Linked DNA regions of Homo sapiens: region 1 is linked to region 2. The links are chromatin loops, found by intact Hi-C in ENCODE. Cell type or tissue: heart right ventricle. All regions are shown on one strand.

Region 1 (8,000 bases), 360 kb before region 2:
GGGGGATTTTAGGTGGTGGTGAGAAAATGGGGAAAGAAATCACATTCGTTGACCTCTGCTTACAGCTGGGATCCCCACGCAGCTGAGAAATTTCCAGGAAATTACCTGGGTTCAATGGAGGAACTTAACACTTCAAGCTGTCACCTGGTGGGAAAGGGTGGTGGCAAGAAGTAACAAGATCTCCCAAATGGATCCAACCAGAGAGAAGGCCTCCTCATTTCCTTCTCAGCCAAGCCCACGGGGGCCCTGGAAGACAGAGGTTGCCGGGGCATCCAGGGTCTACACGGGCTGAGCTCCCCAGACCTGGTGCAAGGGGGCCAGGCATTCCCGCCAAGGCTCTGCCACCTACCCAGCAGGACCCATGAGCTCAGCACCTTTCTGGACTTGAGGAGATGGGTCTGGTTTTGGCCTTTTCCCTCCAGACTTCCTTCTGTCTCTGCCTCTCCACTGACACCTGCCTCTGCTGTCCCCCAGGACATTCCACTCTCTTCTCTAAGGCTCAGGCCTGAGGGGTTGCTGGTGGGCAGATTCCATCTCATGGTTGAGCTGTTTGGCCTCAATGGCATTTTATCTCTCTCTCTCTCTGTGTCTCTCTCTTTCTCTTTTTTTTTTTTTCACATTGAGCCATCTTCTTACAGCTGAGGTTTTCATATAAAAAAGCAAGTTGCTGGTTTCTCTTTAAAAGTAGGGCAATCTGGCAGTTCTGGGCTTGTGTAAAAACAATTCGGTAGAGCTAAAAACAGGGGCTTCTGATAAAGCCTGAGCTCCCAGCAGCCAAAGGACTTATCACCCCACAAAAAAATCCCTTCCTGCACTCATTTATATCAACCCCTGCCCCTGCAGACACGTATTGTAGGTTTTAACTAGAAACAAGAGGATTAGCTTTATTTAAACAGCAAAACTGCTTAAATGAGATAATATATGTATTGGGAATGGTGCCTGGCACCTAACCTAATCCTTAGTTAATTAATATTTATTGAGCAAATCATCTTGATTATTAAAAAGACAGGCCAGCTGGACACAATAAGAATGCTAGCTCAGAGCTGGCACTTGAGGGTTCGGTAGAATATTCATGGCTTGGAGGTGGGGGCTATGATACGAGCCCATATAATCAGAGAAGTTCAGATGGGAAATGAGAACCACTTGGTAGCCTAAATTCAGAGAAACTAAAGCCAGCCTAACGCTCTGAAGCTGGCAAGTGTTCATTTTTGGAAATCAGAAAGTGATGATGTGTTATCCCAAGAGACTCCTGGGACAAGATGCAGTGAGCAGCCATTCACAAAGACTACCTTGAACCGGGCTCTTTCCCTACATTTTGTTATTATATCCTCGCTACAACCTTCTGAGGTGGAAATTAATATCCCCATTTTACAGATGCATAAACTGTCTAGTGAGGGTGACAGATAGTATTGACATGACCAGAAGAATAAATATAAATGAGATAAATTCTCTCTGAAGGAAAGGAATAGGGATTTACAATGGTGTAAAACAAAGGAAGTGGGGCCTGGTCTAAGCGATCAGGGAATGTCTCTTTAAAGAAGTGACATTTAAGCTGAGGTCTAAAGGATTAGATGAGTGTTAAATAGGAGGAGACTGGGCAGGAGGGAAATCTTCTCCATGGCTCTCAATCCAGACACACAATTTGAACCACCTGAGGTTCACAAACACAAAGAAAGTATCGTGACCTGATACAGTCCCAGTCTAATTAAATCAGTAGAACCCAGGTGCCGATGTTTTTGTTTCTTTTTATTTTATTTATTACTATTTTTTGAGATGGAGTCTCGCTCTGTCACCCAGGCTGGAGTACAGTGGCACAATCTTGGCTCACTGCAACCCCTGCCTCCTGGGTTCGGGCGATTCTCCTGCCTCAGTCTCCTGAGTAGCTGGGATTACAGGCGCCCAACATCACACCTGGCTAATTATTCTATTTTTAGTAGAGATGGGATTTCACCATGTTGGTCAGGCTGGTCTCGGACCCCTGACCTCAGATGATCCGCCCGCCTCGGCACCCCAAAGTGCTGGGATTATAGGCATGAGCCACTGTACCTGGCTGGTACCAATGTTTTTAAAAGCTTTATGGTTGAACCACTGAAATGAAACAAAAAGTAAATCCAAAGCTCATATACTCTAGCCAAACAATAGCCATTAATAGCTATTAAGTAAATAGAGGAGATGCTCAGTGATAATGAGCAGGTAGATCATCAGCATCCTTGTCATCACCACTACATCTGCCTCCTCCAGATCATTTGGTAGCCAAGTCCAATGTCAAAGGAATAAAGGAAATCTGCCTCTGTTGAGGGCTTGCTGTATGTCACGCACTATGCTAAATTCTTCACTGTTTCATTTAACGTTTACCGAAACCCTTATTATTTTACAAATGAGGACGTTGAGGCTCAGAACAAGGCACCAATTTACCCAGGATTTCACAGCTCATCGGGGCAGTGGGGGACCCTCTTCCAGGCCCACCTGGCTGTAGAGACCACACTCTTTCCTGTCTCCATGCAGAGGGGCCTCCTGCTCACTTTAGCTCCCATTTCCCAGCCTGACTGCCTTGATTGGGCCGCATTTCTTTGTTCTGACCTCAAAAAGAGTTTTGTAGATTTGTGCCCACTTTTCTCATCACGCTTAAGAAAAGTGACCAAAGCTGAACCAAGCTATCTAGGTTCAAATGCTGCTTACTGGCTATCGGGCCCCAAACTATCTGTGGAACTTCTTTGAGCCTCAATTTTTTGTTTTCTATAACATGGGAATAATATCAGTACCTCCCTCATAAGTTTCTTATGAAGATTAAGTATGTATGTGTTAAGATTCATATTAAGTGAGAATTACGCATGTACGCATATACATACAAGATTAAGTATGTATGTAAGCATATATATATACACACACATTTAGAATAGAGCATGAAATATAGCCAGTGTTCAGTTAATGTCAAGTATTGTTAATATTATCCTATGGGCTGGAGTGAGAGGCCTCCTGGGGTGTTTGCTTTCCAGCCCCCAATCGGGTGGCATCCTGGATAGGGTATCATCATACCTCTCCCCAGGAGATCAGGATAGGGAATTGTAAGAGCACTCAGGTTGGAGGTAGGATGTGCACCAGGGAAGCTCAGGCAGGAAGCTGCTGTCTTTCCTGGTCTCTGCAGACTAGGAGCAGCAGCCAGGGACCTGGGTTGACTGGGGGACGGGTCGGTGGGTGGGGTGAGATGACTATCACACCTCCTCTAAAAACAAGATGGGGCCTGGTGCGCTGGCTCATGTCTGTAATCCCAGCACTTTGGGAGGCCGAGGCGGATGGATCAGTTGAGGTCAGGAGTTTGAGACCAGCCTGGTCAACATGGTGAAACCCCATCTCTACTTAAAATACAAAAATCAGCCGGGCGTGGTGGCACGAGCCTGTAATCCCAGCTACTCGGGAGGCTGAGGCAGGAGAATCACTTGAACCCAGGAAGGGGAGGTTGCAGTGAGCCAAGGTCGTGCCACTGAACTCCAGCCTGGGCGACAGAGCGAGACTCCATCTCAATCCATCTATCAGTAAAATACAGGATGGAAGGGAACGCCCAGCTCTCAGTCAGCTGCCAGCCCACGGCCTTGGACGCCACTGATGTGAGCCTGTCTGGGCTGGGGCAGAAGGGGCCAGCGTCAGGTCCTCAGACAATTTCCTCCTGGTAGCCTGGCCTGAGGCCCACCCAACCCAGGGAGCCGGCCCTGGCCAGTTGCAGCCAGTACCACCTGGTGCCCAGCAGAGGGCAGCACAGGCCACAGGCTGGCTTTTTCTAGGTGAAATTTTGCTACAACGTGTAGCCTCTTGGGTTCGGTGTCTCCCCTGTACTTCTTTGCAGGCCGGAGAAGTCCCGGACATTATCACAGACACCCTGCCTCATCCCCAGCTTCTGAGGTCTTTCTGGACTCTGTTAGCATATTTCAGAGGTTCACTGCAAACCAGAAACGGGACTTTGAGCTTGTGTTCCAGGGCAGAGGGCCCCAGCGCCTGTAGGTGCAGACAGCGCACCCCCAACACCCCCGAGTTTCCGCCTCCTCATCTGGAGAGCGGGGCTGGACAGGATGGTTTTTGGGGCTTTTTTGCAAGCTCACCGGGGCCAAGTGAGCTATTTCCCCTTGCCATTCTCTCCCAGGAGGAGAAGGCATAAGATGATGCTGAAGGCACAGGCTCTGGAAGAGGACAGGGCCATGCTTATTCCTGCCTTGTTATGTGATTATGGACAAGCCTTCACTGACCCTTGGAGTGATGGATAAAATCCGTACCCCACAGGGTTACAGGAGAAGTAAGTGAGGGACCACGTGCACGGAGCCCAGCAAGGTGCTCAGGAAACAATGCTATTGTTTTTCAGGTTACATCTTGGGGAGACCACCCAGAGGACCTTCTTTCAAGGACAGGTACCTGGAATTTCTCTCCCTTTCCTACATCATCTTCTTGTTTTCATGCGCAGGGAGGCCACCACTACCTGAGCCAGACCACTCCCTTCTTAAGCCAGGGCCTGCAAATTGCTGCAGCACTGCCCCCTCGATCTCAATCAGACACCCACATTCCTGCCCACCATGCCCAAAGCCCTTCATTGACCAAGACCCTGGCCTCGTCCCAATCCTCTGTAAAGTACACATGCGTCTTCAATCCACCCTACAGGACTGTGGAGCCGAGAAGATGTGGGGCTGAGCATTTACCTTTCCATAAGTTCTCCAGGGGGTTCTGAGGCCCACAGAATCAAAGAGCCACTGCTCTAGGCAATGAGATAGTATTCTAAAACAATTAATGAAGGCCCATGATGGGGACAGGAGAGCCATTATGCAAATTCCGGCCATTCGAGGTTATTAATTTGCAGGAGAGACTGTAGACGCTGGGTAAAGAATGCCCACAATATTAGGCAGTCAGGAGGCTACCCTGCAGGGCCTGTTCCTGCTCCGCCTGGTGAGCAGAAAGGTCTCAGGGACCAGCTTTAAAGGATGACAGGCCTCCCACTGGGTCACAGGGCACAGCTGCCAGGACTGAGGCCAGAATGAAGGCGATCGCCCATCCGGCTCAGTGGTTCTCAGTCTTGGGTCAGCACTGGAATCCCCAGGAGGGAACACGGAAACCCCGAGAGCTGGCTCCGCCCCTAGAGCTGACCTCAGTAAATCTGAGATGAGGCCAGAGAAATTGCATTTCGACAAGTTCCCAGGTGTTGCAGCGCAGGTGTGTGCATGCATGCATGCATGTGTACTTGTGTCTGTGCCCGTGCATGTGTGTGTTCCCCTGTTTTCTGCTTTCTGCAGTGTTTTAGCTCAGACTTCCTGATTGGGGTCCCATTCTTGACCAGAGGCCCAGTCTAGACCTAGAAGAATACTAATACATGCCCAGCTGTTTAGAGCCCACAAGCCCTCTCATGGCCCTTGTTTCCAGGCCCCATAACAGCCCCATAAGTTTGTTTTAAAAGTGCATCTGTAGGGGAGAAAAGATTTCTTTCCTCATCCATCACTAGGTTCATGGCTGAGGCACCTGTAACAAAAGACAGACTCACAAGAGAAAAGCAACCAAGTAATTTAAGTTTTGTGTGACATGGGAGCCTTGAGAAATGAAGACCCAAAGAAACAGGGACATCTATGTGATTTTTTGCCAAGTTTGATGAAGAAGCAGATAATTGTGGAGAAGTATAATCGGAAAATGGGGGTATGATTTGATGGTAATGACCTAAGTGGCATTTGGAAGGCCTGTTTCTTCAGATTCTTCTCTGCGTCTCTGCATCTTCATAGAGAAGGACTTTCCTTCCCTGTGGGTCTAGGGAAGGCACCTCTTAAATGAAGGTTTCATGACCCACTTGAGAATAAATTCAGGAAATTCTTTTATGGCCTGCTTCAGGGGAGAAGGGCAGGAGAAGGTCAGAGAGCGACCTTCCTTCTTCTGTGGTTTTCTCAAATGCCAAGGTGGCAGATCTGGGACAGTGTGTCCTGAACTCCCTCACAACCATGGCTGTCTGCAGGCCAGTCACTCAACGGCCATGAATGTGTATTGACTTGTGAGATCCTCCAAACAAACCTTCAAATCTCTGCTCACCCCCATTTGAGAGACCAGAGATGAGCCAAGAGACATGAAGCAACCTTCCCAAGGGAGCAGAGCCAAGATTTGAACCAGGGCTGTTGGGCCAGTGAGCAAGGGCTTGAAATCCAGTGCAGCACAGGTATCTTCCTCAGCAGGCTCAGAGACAGGAGGTGGACCGGCCGGAGCAGAACGGACCCTCCCCTTCAAAGCGGGACTCTGCCCTTGAGCCCTGAGCAGCCACTCTGGACAGGGTCCACAGAGGAAGGCAATCCTCCAGCCCGCCATGCTTCCTCTGACCTCTTCCCTCTCTCAGATGGAACTGCAAGAAGATCCCAAACCATCCAGGTTTCCCCTACCTCTGGGCCTTTGCACAGCCTTCAGAGCAGCCCTGAGGTGATCTCCTGGGCCATCAGCACATGACCGAACAAACCTTGGGCCACCAAGCTCCTTCCCCGGAGTTGGCTCTGAGGCCAATCCCCCGATTTCACACCATTTTACCATTCCTAGCCTTGGTCCCTCCACAGAGCCCCCTGTTTGCTCCCCGCTGTGCTTCCTGGCACCAGCCTCAGTATTTCCAGAAACACATGCAGAGACTCAAGGCTTGGAGGACTGGCTTTATCGAGAGGCTCTGGAAGGCTCTCTGACCCCAGTGGAATTTGGCTCTCTCCGTCCCTCCAGATGTTACTCAGGCCCCAAACCTTGCCCAGCCTTGTTAGTGGCTTCTCCTTCCCACACAGGCTGTGCCACCCCTTCTCCCTCAGCCTGGACCCCAGACCAGTACTGAGCTTTTCCTGTCAGCCCCTTGGGTCACTGCAGACAAGGCTCTAGTGTTCAAACTCTGGCTTGAGCTCAGAGCAGGGCCCACTCTGGGCTTGAAAATACCTCGTGTGGGGACAGCAGGGCACACTGGAGAGGTGAGGAGGGTCTCCTGTCCTAGGCTGAGGAGCTGGCCCAGAGGCAGCCCTGGCCTCCTCGCCACTCCCCTGAAATCAATTCCTCATCTGAGGGAGCTTTCTAAAATAAAATTTAAAAATTGCCCACGGACCTGCCCAGCTTAAAGCCTTTGCAAGGCTGCTCTTGACCCCAGCATGAAACCCAAGCTCCTCTCCATCCTGGCTGCCAAGGCCCCAAGCCACTCGCCCAGCCCACCAGCCTCACCACACTCCCATAGACTTCCCCACTCTTGGGTGGGGGTGGGAGGGCTACACGAAGCTCTAAAGTCAGCCCGTGCTCTTTCTCACCCCCAAGCCATTGCACAGCCTGCTCCCTTGGTCTAGAACACTCCCTGTATCTGACTTCGACATGTTTCTTCCTCCAGGAAGCCCTCCCTGATGCCCCATTCCCCCTCCAAGGACTGCCCAGCATCTGGAGCACCCTGTACCGAGCGGCACACTGTGGTGCTGGAAACATCCTTGTTGTACTCCTCTGTGCCTGGACACTGCATGTGGGCCTGTCCATACGCCACCCAGACCCCTCGGGTACCTTTCACCATTTCTGAGCACTCTTCCCCTGGCTTCTGTGTGTTTTTGCTTCTAAGAATCTGTTGGGAAGAAAATATTCCCTCTCTATCAACTTAGATCCTAGTGGTAGGGTGGAGGGCTACAAATCAACTGACAATGGACAGATTCACAGGAGAAAAAAACAATCAGTTGTACTCACATGCCTGGGGAAGACTGAACAGCTGGGAATAAGGGCTTCTATACCCACTTAATAAACCGGGTGAACTGAATGGGGTTAGGGCTGCTGTGGAGGCCCAGGAATCAATCAGAAGCCTTCAGCTTTCACCTCCCATCCCCCGTTCCCTGACCCCATGCCACCAGATGCAAATAAGAAGGAAACTTTAATTCCACAAATTGAAGCATTTATGAAGCTCAGCAGGCAACCTGGCAGGCAGGCAGGCACAAGTGAGGAACAAGGGCCCCGGGCTGGGCTGCCTTCCAGGCAGGTCCCCTCGACACAGGCCACTG
Region 2 (8,000 bases):
ACAGTGAGCGAGTATTGGTTTTGAAAGTAAAATAACATTAATGAGTGGCTGAATCATGCCCTAAGCTCCAGAATGGCCAGATTCTAGAAAGTGGCTTGTTTCACAGAAGTTGCCACAGAGAAGGTAATCAACCCAGGGCTGCCTGAGAATGGGGCCTGAGCCTGAGCACCCCCATTCTGCTGTCACCAGCATGACAGGTCACAGGCTGGCCTGCCTGGCTACCCCCTGCTCCCTCAGAGGGACGCCTGACAGCAGCTCCTGAAGCTGAGGAGGCCGGGCCCCTGGGCCATGCCCCACGGATGGTCCTCACATACACACCAGCTGGAAGGCTTCAGGAAACACAGGGACAAGGTCTAGGAGGTCACGACAGCAGCAAGGATCCTCGGGTCAACTAAGGCCCAGGCCCCAGCCTGCTCTGAAGGAAGAGAGTACCGGGGGGGAGGCAGCCAGCCCTGGATTCAAAGTCTCCCCTGGCACTCACTAGCATGGTGTCCTTCCCATGCACCTGTTTCCTTGTCGTAATAATATAGGGATTAACCCGCCCACCACACAAGGCCACTGTGAGGATGGAGTGAGCTCTGTGGGACAGCACCTAACTCATGACCTCCTGACACTGGAGGCTCTCAGGTTTTTGTTTCCTGTCTACATGACTGACCCCACAAGCCTAGACCTGGGGATAAATAAAAGAATGTCTGGCTTGGTCAAGGTGAGTGTAGAGTTGAGAGTGTCCTTCCTGGTAAAGCTGGGACAAGGACAGGGCAAGGATAGCCTTGGCTCCCAGCAGATATGGCCCAGAGGATAAACTGGCTGCATTTCTGGTGCTGATGAACCACTCTCCAAACAAGGTCCCAGTCTTAATTTGGGATAGATTTAAAACATAATCCTGGTCCAGGCATAGTGGCCCATGCCTGTAATCCCAGCACTTTGGGAGGCCAAGGCAGATGGATCGCTTGAGCTGGTTCGAGACCAGCCTGGGCAACATGATGAAACCCCATCTCTACCAAAAATACAAAAAAATTACCCAGGTGTGGTGGTACATGCCTGTAGTCCCAGCTACTCAGGAGGCTAAGGTTGGGAGCATCGCTGGAGCCTGGGAAGTTGAGCTGCAGTGAACCGAGATCATGTCCCTGCACTTCAGCCTGGATGACAGAGTGAGGCCCTGTTTAAAAAAAATAAAAAATTAAAAAAAAAAAAAACATAATCCTCCAAAATGAAGTCATTCCTGGAGGGAACACAGGGAGAAGGAGCTGTAACCGAAAGGTATGGAAAGAGGCTGCTTCCTATGCATGCTGAGAAAATGCTGTACCGACCACCCACCAGAGAGAGAGGCTGGCCAGGAGCAGGTGAGCCTGTTGCACGGCCTTCCACTTACCTTGCCCCCTGTTTCCCAGGTGATTCCTACTTCAGCCCCTTGGTGTGAGCAGCTTCTCAACATGAACTACAGCCTCCACTTGGCCTTCGTGTGTCTGAGTCTCTTCACTGAGAGGTGAGCTTTGCTACCCCCAGAATGGCCTCCATCTGCGTTGCTTTGCATTCGGGCATGTGGTGGGAGGGGGCAGCTCCTCCTATTCACCCACAGCAAGGCAAAACCCGGTCCACTCACTTCCCTGGAGCACCGAACAATGAAACTTCCTGCCATTTACTCTATTTACAGAACACAAGCTTCCAATATGGTCATAGATGAATGAACCCTTATGTTTTTAAAGAAGAGACTTGGAGGGTTTCCAAATTACCATGATATTTTGATCTATGGCAAATGGGTAAAAAATGGAGATACTAACTCAATAGCTGAAAACTAAGAGATTTTTCTGTAGGAATGTCACTGCTGGTACATGGGCAAGGCACATACACCCACACACACGTGGGCAAACACAAGCTCAAGGGTGTGTACACGTGTTGATTCACACATAAACAAGCAAACACAACAAAGCCCATTTCTTTTCCAGGATGTGCATCCAGGGGAGTCAGTTCAACGTCGAGGTCGGCAGAAGTGACAAGCTTTCCCTGCCTGGCTTTGAGAACCTCACAGCAGGATATAACAAATTTCTCAGGCCCAATTTTGGTGGTAGGTCATCCTCTGTGTCCAGGACATCATTCAAAGGGACGAAAACAGAGACAATAAGCAGTGGAGGGTTTCGGGAGGTTTTAGTTGACTCCATTTTCTGATCTGCAGCCTGTTAAGGATTGGCAATGATGGATGAGGATGGCTACCAATGATTTTTCACACTGCCTGGAAAAAGGCACCCAGCCTCTCCACCTGCAAGATAAAGGAATGCTCCTTCTCACTGTGGAGGCTGCAAGAGCCTCCTAACACTCACACACTGTCGTCCTCCTGCCCCCACTTCCAGGGTCATTATTCAATGAATTCACCATGCGCCACCAGGCTACCCCATCTGGTCTTCCCCCTCCAGCCTGAGCCCTTTCAGCTGACTCCCCAAACTGCCATCTGGATGCCTCCTGGGTCATTGCCCTGTTGGAACACCTGTATGTGTCCCAGCATGCTCGCGTAGAGTCCAGGCACACTAGGCCCTTCCCAGCCCAGCCTTTATCTGTCTGCCATTCTCATCCACCCAAGTCCCCGCTCCTTCCCCTCCTACAATGCTCCCCAGTGTACTCAGAATGCTCCCTGACATCCCTGGCCTCTCCTGCCTCTATGCCTTTACAGAGGCTTTCTTCCTGGAATTGCTTCTTTAAACTTGACTCCCTAGAAAATATCAATTTTCCATCATGTCTCAGAGCAAACGCTGCCTTCTCTGAGAAGCCTCCCCTGATTCCTCCAGGCCCCATCCCCTTTCTTCACACTTCCTTGTGAACATGCCTCAAAATCATAGCCGTTCCCATTATGCTATAACTGATTTCATGTCTGTCCCGGCTCCAGGCTGCAGCCCTAGAAGGAGTCTGACTTCATTTCCCTCACTATCCCCCATAGAAGCTCAGTGCGTGACATATAACAAATTGCTGATTAATATCTGTTGAAAGAATAAAGCAAGGAGGGAGGGAGTGAGGCCAACTGCACAGCTCTTCATAGCAGAAAACAACAGAAAGAGCCTTGGCATTTAACAAACCTGAGTTTGGCTCCTAGCTCTCCTGCTTGGCAAGTGGTTTAGCCTTCTGTGCCTCACTGTCCCTTTCTGTAAAATGGGGACATCCATCTATCTCACAGGGAAGACTGAATGAAGTGTGTAAGCCTGAGGCACAGTGCCTGCCCCATCAACAGAGTGTGGGTTATTTTCATCCCTTCTCCTCCTTGCTCCTCCCCTCAGATAATAAAACCCTCTGGTCTGATCTAAGATTCATGTGGTAGTCCAGATCCTCCGGGCAGCAGATGCCAAGAGCTGATGACTTCTTCAAGCTATTTAGGGGGACTATGTCTAGAAGGGAGAATGAGGCAGCGGGAGAGGCAAGCTAGGAGAGCTGTCAGACCTGCAGGTCTGGCCTCAGGGAAGGAGAGAGGGAAGGAAGGGAGGTTGGGTGGAAGCATCTTAGATGGAAGGGCAGTCCTCAGTGTTTGGAATGACCACCAGGGAGTCCTTGAGCTACAGGTGCATTCAGAGGAGTCTCCCATCTCTGTGCCTCCCAGGAACAGGCCACTTTGATATCCCCACTGTGTTCAGTCTGTGGTTGGCTGTGGCCCATGAGAAGTGTGGCCTCGGAGCAAGTGTGGTGGTAGATTCCAAAGCACAGCAGCCGAGGCCCTCAGTCAATCACACCTGCTCAGTTGGAGATGGGAGAGATGCATTTTCATTCAGATTTGAGACACAATTAAGATGTGAGATCCTGACATTAAAGAACCTAAAGAGGCTCCAATATCCCCTGGTTTTCCCAGGCCCTACTGAACACGTATGACAAGCACGTGAGTCTGCACGCCTTGGTTAGTGCCACTCAACAATTTCTCTTGCCTCCCAAACCCCAAACAATTAAGTCAGAATACACTCCTTCTTGTTTGCCTACTCACTGGCCAACAAGGTGCAGGGTCCTTGGGCAAGGAGCTCATTCTGAGAACAGGGAGCCTGGGGTAGGCCTAAAGGGATGTGATGCCTCATCCCACCTGGGGTGAAAATGGGGCATGGAGTCTTCAGTTTAAAAAAGGGAAAAGCACAACCCCATACCCCTTGTTTTGTGCCTCTTGGCACTTCACTCCTGAAAATCCCTATACTTGCATGGCAGGCTGGAGGCCCACGGAGGGCCATTGCTCTCTGTAATGTCTGTGCACCCAGTTTTCAGGACCCCAAGTCCAAAAGAGACAAGACCTTCATAGGATTTCTTAGGGATTGAGCTGGACAAAGCAAAGGTTTGTAAGCAGGCACTAGTGAACACTACCCAGGAGCTGGCTTTGACCTCGTTCCTGGGAGAAAGCTGCCCTCTGGTGGCACAGCTTGCTTTTATAACTCAAGGGGAAGAAAGAGCAAGCTCTGGTCCAGTAGAAAAGCCAATTGAGGCAAAGCCTAGATTAGACGGTGTAGAATATAAACTGGACAGAAAGCACAGTGGAGCTCTCGTGTCTTTTCCATTCTCTGCATTCTTCAGGGAGGGCAACTAACACGGATCTATGGCACTTAAAGTAGATGCCGTAACCGTGCCAACCCAACTCTCAATGGTTGGCACTTGTCTCAGTCTGTTTTGTGCTTCTATAACAAAATACCTGAGGCTGAGTATTTATAATGAGCAGAAGTTTATTGGCTCACAGTTTTAGAGGCTGAGGAGTCCAATATCAAGGTGCTGGAATTTGGCAAGGGCCTTCTTGCTGTGTCATCAGATGGTGGAAGGTGAGAGGGTGAGAGAGAGGACAGGAGAGGGCTGAACTTGCCCTTTTATCATGGCACCAGTTCCACCATGAGGCTTAATCACCTCTTAAGGGTCCTACCTCTTAACACTCTTACAATGGCAATTAAATGTCAACAAGAGTTTTGGAGGGGACAAACATTCAAACCACAGTGGCTCTAGTAGCTCTGTTTTACAGGTGTGAAACTGTAGCATAGGCCAAGCGCAGTGGCTCATGCCTATAATCCCAGCACTTTGGGAGGCTGAGGTGGGCAGATCACCTGAGGTCAGGAGTTAGAGACCAGCCTGGTCAACATGGTGAAACCCCATCTTTACTAAAAATACAAACATTAGCTGGGCATGGTGGTGGGTGCTGTAATCCCAGCTATTCTGAAGGCCGAAGCAGGAGAATCACTTGAATCCAGGAGGCAGAGGTTGCAGTGAGCCATATTGCACCACTGCACCTCCAGCCTGGGCGACAAGAGGGAGACTCCATCTCAAAAAAAAAAAGAAAGAAAGAAAGACAGAAAAAGAAGAGAAACTGCAGCACAGAGAAACTTGAAATTTGCTGAAGATCACAAAGCTGTTAGGTGGCCTGAGTGGAATTCAAACACCTGTCTCTGACTCCAGGCTTCTCGTCTCAGAGCTGCACCTTGCTGCCCAGAGGGGCAGAAAGCCACTTAGCACCAGGTCACTCCAGCACCTTCCAGGGTGTGCCCTCAAAGATCTCGCCCTTTCCCACCAGATATTAACATTCAATTATTGTTCAATTGCATTGGCTCTAACACTTCATTTTCAAATTCCTACCTATATCCTATGGCTTAGTCTCCTTAGATTAATAAGTAGTTTGCCTTGCCGTATTCCTACCGATGAGATGTTTTTAAGCTTCTTTTGAAATCCGCCTGGCCTCTTCCTGGTTAATGCATTATCACAGTCCCCTGAGGTACCCCCGGGGGTTATTTATTGCAAGTGAATGCTATTGCATCTATTAGCCTGGTGAATAAAGTTGTCCCTTTTCCAAAATTAGCTAGGATTACGGAAGAGAGGGGGAAGGGAAGGGAAATGCCATTATTGAGCGCCTATTATTACGTGACTGATGGACATGACGCTGGGAGCTTTGTACAGATAACCAATGATGAACACCTTCAGGATGTCCGGCTAGGCAGGCACTTCTCTTACACTCCCCATTGCCGCCACTCCACAAAGACAATGTCACACGTCTAATCTCATTTAGCCCTTCCCATGACCCTGTGATGTCAGTATGATCTCCACTTGCAGGTAAGAGAACTGCAGCTCTGAAAGATTTAATAACTTTTCCCAAATAAAGAACTGGGAGGTGACAGAGCTGGGATCTAGGTCCATTATTCCACATCTCCATATAAAGAGAAGTAAACTTCCCTGACCTGGCCTGGCTTCTTGAAGGTGGCTCTGACACCTCAGTCTCTAGAGATAGAACTCTCTCTCTCTGAAGTTCAATCTGTCTGCTGAGACTCCAGGATTGAGGCCCAACAGTCTGCACACTGGACCAAGTGTGGAGGTTCTGAAATTCTAAATTGTTTAGGGTTCCAGGAGAGTAAAGGAAGAGAAGCAAAGTATCAGGAGGTCAGCAAAAGCTCAGCCATGAGTCTTGAATGCCTCTTGTGGTAAATTTACTTAGCCAAGTGGGGGATAAAACAACATCTGTGCGCAATCAGATTACCAAATCTGTTACCTTTCTAAACAATTAGTTCCTTACAAATGCCATAGGAAAAACCCTCCATGTAAGAAGTGGCAAATGTCTTAGCACTATGTTCCTTATGCGTTAATTCAGCGTGACCAACATGGAGAAAAAAATACAAATTAGCCGGGCTTGGTGGCACATGCCTGTAATCCCAGTTACTTGGGAGGCTGAGGCAGGAGAATCGCTTGAACCTGGGAGGCGGAGTTTGTGGCGAGCCGAGATCGTGCTATTATTGCACTCCAGCCTGGGCAAGAAGAGTGAAACTCTGTCTCAAAAATAATAATAATAATAATTAAAAAGCATTAATTATGCAGGTAGTCTCTCTTACATATTAAGATACCTATGTATGTGTGCATATTTTTCATACAAAAGAGAGGCACACCATACACAATGGTTACTCTTGAGAGGGGATAAGAAAATTTTTCTTTTTATATTTATAGAATATTTAAATTTTTCTAACAACCAAGCACAACTTTTGTAATTTTAATCTTTTTTAGAATGCACTAATATAGTATTAAGACAGCTCATGGTTGTGTTTCCATTCTTTCTTGTTTTTTTTTATCTTAGGAGAACCCGTACAGATAGCGCTGACTCTGGACATTGCAAGTATCTCTAGCATTTCAGAGAGTAACATGGTAAGCGCTGTTCCTTTGTACTCTACCCAAGTAGTCCCTCTCTGTGTGTTTAAAGGGGATATGCTTTCTAGCCGCTCAAAAAAAAAAAAAAAAAAAAAGAATGGCTCATGGCCCTCCTCCATTTGGAATGGCAGAAGCTGGAGTGCTATCTCCAAACTCAAGACAGTGGGAGATTCTTGTAGAGCAGATTTTCTGAGTAAGACAATGGAAGATTCTTGTAGAGCAGATTTCCTGAGTAGCAGGAAGAAAATCGGTTCAAGAGCCAGAAGGAGAGAAACCAGGCAATGAAGTGGGTACACTTGGTGATGGATAAAATTTGGGGAAAGGAATGAAAGTGTAGTAGGCAAGCCTGGCCATTACATGGTCTTTTATAATGGGGGAGACAACCCGAGGAAAACTGACAGCTGATGCTGACAACGACTGTCTCCCTTAAGAGAACATATTCGAGACAAGGGCAAACTAAAGGCAGTTTGCCAAGAGGGTATGCTGTGCATTCCAGATAAATCGTGGACAACCTAAGCACTTAGCCCACCAAAAAATTCAACAATTTGGTGGGGCCTTAGTGATCAGTGCAATGTGAGCTGTCACACCAAGTAAGTTAAAGTCTTGAACATGGCGTTCCCTTTTGGCAATAGGAGCTATTATCTAGAATAAATAAGGCGATTTGTTCTCTTATTGCAATATGCCACTAACCCAAGACTGGGGTAACTGGAGTGACTTATCAGTTACCCCAGTCTTGGGGTAGTGGCATATTGCAATTAGAATGGTAACTTTATTCACCAAAGTCTGTGTATTCTTGCTCTAAGTGGAGGTGGGGAGGGGAGTAAACTTTGACCACTTTCCTCCATTTGGTGGGGTTTTCTCACCCACTACCCCCATCCATT

What was found. Peaks named below come from ENCODE experiments on the same cell type or tissue, not always from the same donor. Only the 100,000 strongest peaks of a DNase experiment are listed, where the experiment ranks them.
Region 1: it touches region 2 in a loop (4-fold over the local background); 10 of 110 quality-filtered maps call a loop at or near these places.

The regions. Positions count from the first base shown.
Region 1 is chr5:170,431,435-170,439,434 of GRCh38, forward strand. It overlaps a transcript of KCNIP1 not described here. Among named protein-coding and RNA genes, the nearest start is that of KCNIP1-OT1, 46 kb to the left of the region's middle. RefSeq lists an enhancer at 6,800-7,757. In heart right ventricle, CTCF peaks have their summits at 3,737 (motif pointing right) and 3,939; a DNase peak (open chromatin) is centred at 3,747; H3K27me3 peaks cover 390 bases.
Region 2 is chr5:170,787,183-170,795,182 of GRCh38, forward strand. GABRP (gamma-aminobutyric acid type A receptor subunit pi) reads left to right here. Exons shown (of 10, transcript NM_014211.3): 2 at 1,392-1,486; 3 at 1,947-2,065; 4 at 7,049-7,116. The coding sequence starts at 1,434. Among named protein-coding and RNA genes, the nearest start is that of GABRP, 7.5 kb to the left of the region's middle. In heart right ventricle, CTCF peaks have their summits at 4,371 (motif pointing left) and 4,571; a DNase peak (open chromatin) is centred at 4,359; H3K4me3 peaks cover 1,451 bases; H3K27ac peaks cover 3,285 bases.